Linked DNA regions of Homo sapiens: regions 1 and 2 are each linked to region 3. A link is a contact called in ENCODE Hi-C or POLR2A ChIA-PET data. All regions are on one chromosome and are shown on one strand. Each heading gives the region's core, a stretch centred on a gene start or an enhancer-like site at or near the end of the contact. The rest is flanking DNA. Distances are from core to core; before and after follow the strand shown. Region 1 overlaps STIM2 (stromal interaction molecule 2). Region 2 overlaps LOC105374536 (a long non-coding RNA gene). Region 3 holds the start of RBPJ (recombination signal binding protein for immunoglobulin kappa J region).

Region 1 (3,342 bases), core at 142-2,641, 670 kb after region 3:
AGTTACCCTGATTTGATCATCACACATTGTATACGTGTATCAAAATACCATATGTACTCCCAACATATGTATAACATCAATTTAAAAAAGAGAATCTGAGCTGTAGTTAAATAATGTGGCTATGATATTATCCTGAATCAGTGGCACAGCTGGGAGTAAAATCAGGTCTGTTTCCATTCCAGAGTTCTTTTCATTAGTCTTAGAATAAATTGCCAAAAATCCCTTTGAGACACTGACCTGTAGCACTGGCCACAACTTCAAGCAGAAACAATATAAGTTAACATTTTAGAAGCTGGCATTTCTGTAGCTCTGCAGATTGGGAAAGATACCTTTAAAAGGAATGGTGTATCTCTCTCTGCTTGCCCTCTGATGGAAGTGTTGTTTAGCAACAGCATCTATAAAAGATCAGTGAGAGGCAGGTAATAAGGAACCAGATAATTCTTAAATGAGTAATTCTTTTACCATCAAGAATTTCTTATGTAATGAAAAATCGCTTGTACCCCAAAAGCTATTGAAATTTAGAAAATGTTAAAAAAGAATTTCTTATACATACAAATCCTTGTCTCACCATTAAAATGTAAAATTAGATTTTCATAAGACTTATTAATTAAACATGTTCTACGTCATTCAACAGCATCCAACAAATAATTTGTTGAGTGCCTTTATACCAAGTGCTAGGGTTAGAGTGATGAGCAGAAGACTTATACTTTACTGAAATAAACAGTTGTTGAAGTAACAATCATACAGATAAGTAGTTATAGTTATTTAAATGCTATGCATAAAAGCTACTAAGGGATTAATAATCAGGGGCTGGGTGTGGTGTCTCATACCTGTAATCTCAGCACTTTGAGAGGCAGAGGAGTTCAAGAGATCAGCCTATGCAACATAGCAAGACCCTATCTCTACAAAAAAAGGAAAAAAAAGGTTATATAGTAATGTTCAGAAAGGTTCACTTGAAGAATTAAAGTTTTAGCTGAGATATGAAGGTTTAATGAAACAAAAAGGTGGAGGGATAGCAAAAAGGAGCTTATACTCAGCAAACAGCACGTACAGAGGCCCTGAAGAAGGACATAGTATGATCTGTCCTAAGAAATGAAAGACAACTAGAGTATTTGGAACAGAGAATGCTAATAAAAAATGCAAGTCCTGGTCATGAGAAGAGAAGTGAAGGTGTTTACTAAGTATCACCAAGGAAACCACAGCAAAAGGAGAAGTGAATCTCCCCCCAAAATAAATGGTTCTGTTAGATCTGTTGTTTTAAAGATTCGTTGTCAAGACCACTACAATTTTCAATTTGCTAAGCAGAGTATTACTAAGATTTGGGCAGTTTTAATATGTTCTTTTTCATTTGATTTTTCTTCCTTTCTGTACTGACTTACTGGAAATTGTGGGATGACTTTGATGTGCTGAAGTGTTTAGATCAGGAATTTTCACTGTTGAACAGTCATAGAGAGAATCTTATCTTGTTTTCTTGGCTGGGGATTTTGTGTGGGCGTGTGAGGTACAGCTGCACCATGAGTTTTTTGGCAGTGAGGACAGGGCAATTCTCAATGCAGTTCATCTTGAATAGGAAGAAACTTAAGAGTAAAAAGTCTACTTTGAATGCACTAAATTCAGTGGAAAACACCCAGGGCCTGAACCTTCAGCTGACATCCTGTTACTTGGTTAAATGGATACAGCAGCCTCAGGCCCATGTCCAGGTTTTATGGTAGGAACACATGAAGGGGAGAACAGTCAAGGCTTTGTTTCAATATAAAACTATCAGTTACCACATCTAGTTTTAAATGTTTTTGGTTTTTGTTTGTGGTTTATTTAAGCTTTTTCTCTAAAGAACACTTAATAAAAAAGGCAGATTGATGGAAACCTAGCTTTGCTTGCAAGTATGAATTCATATTTTTATGTAGCTTATCAGAAAGATTTTTTTCAGATTTATTTATATACAGATGGATTCCCAGATCTGCTTTTATTGCTCACGTTTTCTTCACTCTCCCTTGATCTCTTCTGTAGTCTATAAGCATTAACCCTCAAATTAAATGCAGACAGTATAGAACTATTCATTTGTAAGCACACTTACATCCTTCCCTTTGCATAAACTCATCATTACTCTTCATAAGCAGAAACCTCTGAACTGCGTCCAGCGCTTAACTGCTTGTTTATATCTTTACTGTTATTTAGTATTACTACTTTCAGAGTAGTATAAAGTTTTGTTCTGTGAACAGTTTGCCTGAGTTCAAATCCAGTCCTGCTGCTTACTTTGTTGGTTCCATTAGCTTTTTAGTTTTTAACTTCCAAAATAAAGATAATTATGTTAGAACCTCGTAAGTTTTTTTTAAGACTTAAGAAAATGCATACAAAGGACTTAATTTAAAATAAATATCCAGGAGAAGAGATGCTAGTTATTTTATTCTTGATTTAGGTCCAGTCTTCTAGAATCTATTAATAGCTGTCTTTTCTGGTTGATGTCATTTAGTCTAAAGATCATCTGTATGTTGGTGACTTCCCACCAATACCTCTGTTCCTAACCTCACTTTTTCCTAAGCTCCAGACTTGCAGATCTGACTGCTGCTCTATTATCTACACTTAAATGTCAAATGCATACTTCAAACATAACGTGTCTTAAAACAACTTTTGATCTCTGTCACCGGCCCCTGCTCGTTTCCCCAATCTTTTCCTCCCCATTCTTTTCTATCTCAGTTAATGGTAGCACCCTCTGTACTTTTGGCTTTTGTTTAGCTACCAGCCCCTGTCCATTTCATCAGCGCATCTTAATAGCATTATCCCCAGAATATATCCTGAATCTGACTCCTTGTTGTCATCTTATCTACTACTATCATAGTCTAAGATGATGACCCTTTCCTGTCTAGGCAATTATATAAGGAATGGTCTTCTTATTTCTCCGTATTTCATGATAAGACTGGACCATTTTTAGTCTTATCATGAACAATCTATTCTCCACATTGAAGAACAACATTCTAAAAAAAGATTATTCCCCTTCTTTTTATTGAAATTAGAAAACTGTCCAGAGTTCTTGAAAGCCTTTCATGACCTAGCTCCTCTCTGACTTTCTGCCAGTCTCTCAAACACTGCTAGTTCATTCCATCTGAAGGCTTTTTTTTACAGCCTTTTCCTCTCTTTGGGATATTTTTCACCCATGTCTTCACAATGGGACTCCTTGCAATTTTTAGGTCTCAGATGTCAGCTCCTTAGAGAGGCTTACCCTGACATCTTTCCTGCTTTTCTTAAGTTAATCACTATCTGAAATTTCCCTTCCTCTTCTTCCTTCTTTCATAAAGTGCCCCTCCCCAAACCCAAAGGAATTTAAGTTCCATACAAGGACTTTAT
Region 2 (3,425 bases), core at 481-2,980, 880 kb before region 3:
TTCTTGTACCTTTATTTTGGTTCATATGTGTAAGTATTTCTGTTGAGTATATACCTAGGAGTGGGTCATAAGGTGTATGACAACAGTTTTTTTCAAAGTGATTGCGCCATTTACACTCCCACCAGCAATGTCTGAGTGTTTCAGTTGCACCGTCTATTTGCCAAGACTTGGTATTACCTGTCTGTTTCATGTTAGCCATTCTCTTTGGTGTGCAGTGGGTTGACATTGTGGTTTTACTTGCATTTGTGTATGACTTATGAAGTTGAGCATGTTTTCATATGTTTCTTGGCCATTTGTAAATCCTTTTTTGTGAAGAGCCTATTTAAGGGTCTTGCCTGGGGAAGTAGGAAGAGGATGAAGGCTAGAGATAGGCAAAGGTAAACCAGGGAGAACTTTGGGATTCACCATTTTACTGAAAACTTTTGGTACCTGCAAGTAATGATTCTGGAGTCACTGTATGTTATTCTGGGATGTCCATAGCTGAAAAATCCCTTTGTATGACAAGATGCCTGCAGGGAGGCTCTCTATTGCTCAGGTATGCTGGAACAAGTAAGGAATATGTTAGGGAGTGTGTCCCAGCCTGGCTCACAGAAAGGCTATTGCTTTTCCTAGGCCATTTGAGTTTCTAACTCCCACCAACAGTTTTAGTAGACCTTAACCTTGCAATCAAGTTGTAGATTATAGTACTATTGAACCTACATGAATCAGCCCCTCAGGGCCAAGGTCACATATTTGATTAGAGGCAAGTCTCATTTAAGTACATTTTCTCCCCGTGTGATGTTTATGAAAATGATGAAATTCATAGCATTTTTCTACTTCTCTGTATTTCAAATCAACCATATAATTTCCCCCTTTTGAAGGCTGCTGCAATGTAAATGGAAAAGCTCATGATTTGGGCTCAGACTATACCAGTTTAACTCCCAGTGCTAAATTTAACTAGTTTTGTGATTTTGAGCAAGTCACTTTACCTTTTTGAGACTTAATCTGCTTGCCTATAAAATGGGTACATCTACCTTACAAGGATAGGATTCAGATAATTGATGCAAAAGCAAACTGTAAACCTTAGGTTACTGGACAAATCAATATTATTATTTATGTTAGTTTGGGACCTATAGAAGGAGATCTTGGAAAATTGTAGGGCTGGGAGCCAGAGGCCATGGAAGATAGGGAAGGAGGTGAAAGTGGGAAAAATTACACCCTGGAAACCCAGTGACCAAGTCTCAACTCCTGGCTGGCTTGCATCAAAAGCTGGAGCCTGAGCGTCTGTTACAAGTGAAGGAGCCAATGCAGAAATTCCTCTGACCACTAGAGGGAGCCATACCTTAGGCTGGGCATCAGATGGGCCTCTATTATCTTTAGCAAAGATCCCCATGGTGCCTGCCACTTTGATTTCACATCTGTAGGTCTGAAAAAAGCACTAAGCTTGACACTACTTCTCTTGATTTTAAAAAATTATCTTCTTCCTCAACATAACCACCACTACCATCATCATCCTAGTCTTTGCCCATCTGTCCATTAGTCTTGTTATCTCTTTGCCCTCTTTTAGGAGTGAAACAATTGCCTTTAAAATCACAATTTATAATGAGAAACGTAATTTTCTAACAATCCAGAGCCTGTGTCTACCCACCAGGATCTCTTTTCTCTTTAGTGCAATTACATGAAGTGCCAACTTTTAAATCACAAGTTGGCTGGCCGCCTACGTCCATCAGAGGACAGGCCTGCCTTGGAGGGGAGCCATGTGGCCAGGGCTGTGCAAAGCCCTTCCATTGTTGCGTTTGATTTCTTCAGAAGGGGAACACCAAGGCCATGTGAGGGTCAAGCCTGAGAAAGAATGTTTATTTTTGGAGTTTCTGATAAGACCAAAAACAGACAGAAAAAAAGAAAAAGTTGAACATTCAGCACATTCATTTTACTGATACTAATGCTGCTAACTTCTCTGGGAAAATTCAACTTAGACAACTCCGCGGTGATAAGAAAGCAGTGTCCCCACACATTTTCTCAATTCCTGGAGGAGGGCAAGGCGGAGGATGTTGCGTGTTTCTCCTAGAGGAAAAAGCTCAATCCTAGAGTCAGCTGGGTCAGCCTGAAACCTCCCCTCCCGTGGGGTTCACTCCCACCTCTGCCTGACACTCAGGTGGAGCTCTGCTAGGAAGCTGGTGGGGTCCTGGTGCCTGCTCCACTCCCTGGACTTCTGCCTGGGCTCCCACAAGCTATGAGGGAGTACTTGGGGGTCAGGAGCCTCAAGAGCATCCTGGAAAGTTTAGAAAATTTCACTTTTCAGGCCGGGCACAGTGGCTCACGCCTGTAATCCCAGCATATTGGGAGGATCACCTGGGGTCAGGAGTTCAAGATCAGCCCGGCCAACATGATGAAACCCCAATTCTATTAAAAATATAAAAATTAGTTGGGCGTGGTGGCAGGTGCCTGTAATCCCAGCTACTCAGAGGTTGGGGCAGGAGAATCACTTGAATCCAGGAGGCGGAGGTTGCAGTGAACCAAGATCATGCCACTGCACTCCAGCCTGGGTGACAGAGTCAGTGAGACTTTGCCTTAAAAAATAAAAATAAAAAAGAAAGAAAAATAAAATTTCACTTTTCTTTCATATATTCAGGCATTGCTTTAAAGATAATTAGCATTATCATTTCTGTCACTTTAAGGGTAATATTAAGAGAAATAAAACTCAGGGGGTTTGGCTGATTTCTGCTCATTGTTTCTTTTATTCAGCCAATATTCCTGGGGCATGTACCATGAACCAGGCTCTGTGCCAGCTCCCGCAGATGCAAGATGAAGACCTTGCCCTTGCCCTTGAGTGGATGGAGAGGACACAGATGGACAAGCACCTAGATGAGATGAGAGGTGTAGGGGTTGGGCTTAGCTCTGCCTGTGGGAACCTGGGCAGGCTTCATCAGGAGGTGGCGCTCAAGTCCAACTGAAAATATGGGTAAGTCATTCCCTAGACTGACAAAGTAGGAAAGGGCATTTCAGACAAAAGCACAGTGTGTGCAAAAGCTTGGAGGTGTCAATGATTGGGTCACCTCCTCCGACTTGTAAGTCAGGTTGAGTGTGGTTGGGGTGTTCTCTGGAGAGGAACAAGAAGTCTGGCTAGAGAGGTGGGCAGAGATCATGGAGAGATGATGTGCCATATTAGGAAGTTAGGGTGTCATTTATTCATTCAACAAACACTGTGTGCCTCCGATATGCCATCATCATTGTGGGCGCTGATCAACATCCAAGCCTTGCCCTTATGGTCTTACATTCTAATGGCGAGGGAAGGATAGACAATAATCAAGTACACAAATACATGAGCAAGGTAATTTCACATAACAGCACAGCTTACAAAGAAAGGTGAGGCAGGTTAAGGAGCTAGAGAGAAAGGAAGGAAGAGGGAAGAAGTTGCTATCTAGGTTAGGGCATTTGAGAAGAGA
Region 3 (3,288 bases), core at 789-3,288:
GACAGAGCAAGACTCCGTCTCAAAAAAAAAAAAAAAAAAAAAAAAAGAAACCAATTGCTAAAGTAGAGTAGCTAAGGAATCAGAACTTGTTTCAAAGTAAGCGAAGTAGTGGCCAGACTAGGTGACTCAAGGCATGACTCAAACCCGACTCTGGAGGCTGTCTGTCAGCTCCCGGAGGCGGGGGGCGCGGTGTCTAACACGTTTTAGGAAAGTACCAGGCTTGTGGAGGGCGACAGGAAACCTCCCCGGGAGATCGGCCTGGGGCTCCTCCTGCCCTAGAGCCTGACCTCTCACTCTCCGTACCGGCAGCGACTTCCAACCTCCTGGCTTCCCCTTCCTCCGTTCGAGGCTCCCCACCCCTCGTCTTCCATCCAGCGTCACAGGGCGTGTGCGTGTTGTGTGCGAGACGCGGGTCTCCTCCCCCGCCGCCCTCCGCCCCGTGCTCCCAGCCACGCGCCTTCCCGCCCCGCCTCCGCGGCAAGCCGCTCCCTTCCCACCCCGCCCGCGCCCGCCGCCCGCCGCCCGCCTCCCGGGCACGCGCTGCACGAACGGCGCCCGGAGCTGGTCTAGGCAAACACCTGTCCTGCCTTGGCTCCGCGAGATTTGGGGCGAAAGCTTAGGCAACAGGGGCACGTTCTCGCGAGGTTTAGGAAATTTCCCACGGCCGTGTTGTGTCTGAGCCGAGTAGTGGAAGGCGGTGGGAAGGAGGTGTAGCGTGAGACTGGACTGCCCGCATTGGGTACATGCGCAGTGCCGCTCGCGCGGGCCGCGCCAATCCTGCAGCGCCTTCAACAGGTTTCGGGCGGCGAATTCCAGTTCTCCGGGTTTTGGGGCTCCCTGCGGGAGGCAGTGCTGGATCTGGGAATCTCTAGGAAAGGAAAGAGCAAAGGAGGGGAAAGATGGGGGGCTGCAGGTAGGAGGAGGGGGCGGGATTCGGGCCCTTCACCCTGCTGTTCCATGCCCGGTGGGGCCAGGTTTGCCCGGGGGCTTCCGGGATCAGGCCGCCTGAAGCGCGATTCGGGCAGCCGGCAGCGTCCTCGGCTGTGCCAGGCCCTCGGGTGGCCCGGTTCCCTGTGCAGTAGTGGTCTCAACACACACCTGGGCTCACACACGGTGGTGGCTGCGATGGGGTCTTAGAGAGGCCATGCAGCACGCGAGCGGCAAGAGCTTTGATCGGGTCCTCTGGGCAGACTCGGAGGTGGGAGAATGTGGCTCTCAATTCCAAGGCAGTTTTCCCTTCTGGAGAGAACTACTCCGCGCTCTGGCGTGTGTCTGCGAGGTGGCCATTAGGGGTGTCTTTGCTAGAGGCCTTGGCTTGACCTCATTTCACACCCAAGGAGAACGCTAAGGCGAGAGAGCTCAACTGCAAAAGTTTTCCGCTTGAGGAGCTCTGGAAGGGCCTCCTCATTAGCATGGGGGGGTGTAATGAATGAAGACAGTCCCCGACGTGTCACTTGCCCGAACCCCAGACATCTCTGGCGCTCCTGCACCAAACGCCGAGATTAGCATAAAGGAGGCGCCCAGGGAACGTTTGAATGAATGAAAATAGCTGGGAACCCAGAGTGAGCGGGAAGCCGCTTGGAAAACACCCATTGAGGAGGTGTTTCATCTAGGCCTGTGAAACGCAGCCCATTTTCCCAGGACCCCTCCTCCCTTCTCCTCGGCCCCGCCTCCTGACCCCTCCATTCCTCGTCCCCGTAGTAATCCCCTCCGGTTTTCCTCAGTCTCCACGTACGTCCCTCAAAGCGCGTCCTAAAACCCGGATAACCGGAGCGCTCCCCATGGACCACACGGAGGGCTCGCCCGCGGAGGAGCCGCCTGCGCATGCTCCATCGCCTGGGTAGGTTTCCAGGGAAGGCAGCGAGCAGGATCCCCTACTCTGCGGGCGGCGCGAGGCGTCTGGCTCTTCGCGGCGGCGGCGAGGGGAAAGGGAGCGCGGGGGCTGGGTGGAATCGAGGAGTGAGGAAAAAGGGAAGGGGCGGGGGAGAGGGACCAGGGAAGGCGTCGGGGGGAATCTCGCGAGGGTTGGAGTTTTGGCGAGAGTTTGTGGAAGATGGCGCCTGTTGTGACAGGGTAAGTCTGAGGGAATCGGAGCGCCGGGAACCGGGAAAGTTGCGGGCGTCTGGCAGCTCACGGCGGGCAGCGGGTTCGGGGGCCGCGGCGCGCTTGGCGTTCGGGGGCCCGCGGGGGCGGCGTCGCGTGCGCCGAGCGCGGCGGCGGCGGCGTGTGGCCGTGCGCTGCCGCTCTGCGCTGCCGTGGCTCAGGCTCCAGCGCGTGAGGGCGGGCGGCGGCGGCGGCGGCGAGGCCGGCGGGTGCGGGCGTGAGTGCGGCAGGGCGCGCGGGGCCCTCGGGCGCCGTGCCTCCCGCGCGCCTCCAGCGGGCTCTGCCTGGGGGCCCCGTGCATCTTTGTTCCTCGCGGCCGTTGTCGCCGCTTCGCCCCGCTAGTGCCCCCGGCCCCGGGCGCTTTGTCTTTCACCGCTACCCGCTGCGACTCTCTACCCCCGGCCCTTTGTTTCGCCGCCTTGGGCGCTTTGTCCGACCCGTGGCGTCCCGCATCCCCTCTCCATCTCCTCCCCTCCGCTGTCCTTCCTCCCGTGCCCCTTTGTTGTGCCACACTCTTGTCGTTAGCCCAGTGACCTGCCACAGCCCGGGCACCAGATTTCTGCCTTAATTGTTCTTCCATTGTCTTTCTCCTGTGGGTCCCCTCTCACCTTTCTGTATGGTCCTGGATCACCCCCCGAGGCTTTGTCTCCCCCATCCACGGGCTTATTCTCTCGGCACCCCCTTCCTCTCCCGTCATCGGTTGATTTATCCACAACCCACGGTGTACGTCTGCTGAACTGTCTCAGCCCCGGGGACTCCATCTGCTGCTTCTAAGTGCACACAAGACTCTACGGTTTGTTGTTTTGTGGGTCTGAAAGATGCATGGGATACTTAGTTTTCTCCTCCGCACCTCTTTTTCTCGGGATTTCTTGTACCCTCCCGCCCCCCTATCGCCACCCCTTTCTCTCGGGATTAAAGCGTCTCCAATTTTCATCGCCGTCTTTTTAGTGCCGTGGGTTGTTTTGCTTGGAAACAGTAGCCTTGGAAAAAGATCTGGTCTCTTGGTGGTTCTTGCGCCCCCCGGCCCCCGCCCCCCTCCTGGTTCCTGACGGCGTAGGCCAAGGGCAGCTGTCTGTCGAAGCTTTGCAATCTAGGCTGCCTGAGGATGATTGGAGGGTATCGTAGGACGGTTAGAAGGAGGCTCAAGATGTATATATGTGTTTTTCTGTTAGTGTTTGAGAATAG

What was found. Hi-C counts contacts between places; a loop is a spot of excess contacts on that map. ChIA-PET counts read pairs that join two places held with the same protein, here RNA polymerase II (POLR2A). Pooled maps may share reads with other maps.
Region 1: a loop to region 3 is called in a map of B cell, with 4 times the contacts of the local background. The contact joins the enhancer-like site here to the promoter of RBPJ in region 3. A Hi-C loop is called at or near these places in 5 of 168 maps with a recorded cell type or tissue (B cell, IMR-90, ascending aorta and 2 more), 9 of 37 single-sample maps with no recorded cell type and 18 of 50 pooled maps. POLR2A ChIA-PET finds 5 or more read pairs at or near these places in 4 of 52 experiments (CD4-positive, alpha-beta T cell, IMR-90, activated CD4-positive, alpha-beta T cell and 1 more).
Region 2: a map of mammary epithelial cell shows a loop between it and region 3 (14-fold over the local background). The contact joins the enhancer-like site here to the promoter of RBPJ in region 3. A Hi-C loop is called at or near these places in 1 of 168 maps with a recorded cell type or tissue (mammary epithelial cell) and 9 of 50 pooled maps. POLR2A ChIA-PET finds 5 or more read pairs at or near these places in 2 of 52 experiments (HEK293 and WTC11).

Annotation. Positions count from the first base shown.
Region 1 is chr4:26,991,625-26,994,966 of GRCh38, forward strand. The region is part of intron 3 of STIM2 (stromal interaction molecule 2); the gene reads left to right. Among named protein-coding and RNA genes, the nearest start is that of STIM2, 130 kb to the left of the region's middle. Within about 2 kb of position 1,392, at least 11 of the 41 ENCODE cell types and tissues checked have a DNase peak (open chromatin) inside an H3K27ac peak, as active enhancers do; they include B cell, where a contact is called at or near this core.
Region 2 is chr4:25,438,806-25,442,230 of GRCh38, forward strand. It overlaps LOC105374536 (a long non-coding RNA gene), which reads left to right. Exons shown (of 4, transcript XR_925494.3): 2 at 2,725-2,941. Among named protein-coding and RNA genes, the nearest start is that of ANAPC4, 63 kb to the left of the region's middle. RefSeq lists a silencer at 2,876-2,985. Within about 2 kb of position 1,731, at least 9 of the 41 ENCODE cell types and tissues checked have a DNase peak (open chromatin) inside an H3K27ac peak, as active enhancers do.
Region 3 is chr4:26,318,976-26,322,263 of GRCh38, forward strand. It overlaps RBPJ (recombination signal binding protein for immunoglobulin kappa J region), which reads left to right and starts at 2,039. Exons shown (of 11, transcript NM_015874.6): 1 at 2,039-2,073. The coding sequence starts at 2,054. RefSeq lists enhancers at 73-122, 1,213-1,262, 2,495-3,288 and silencers at 343-612, 2,083-2,212, 2,283-2,382.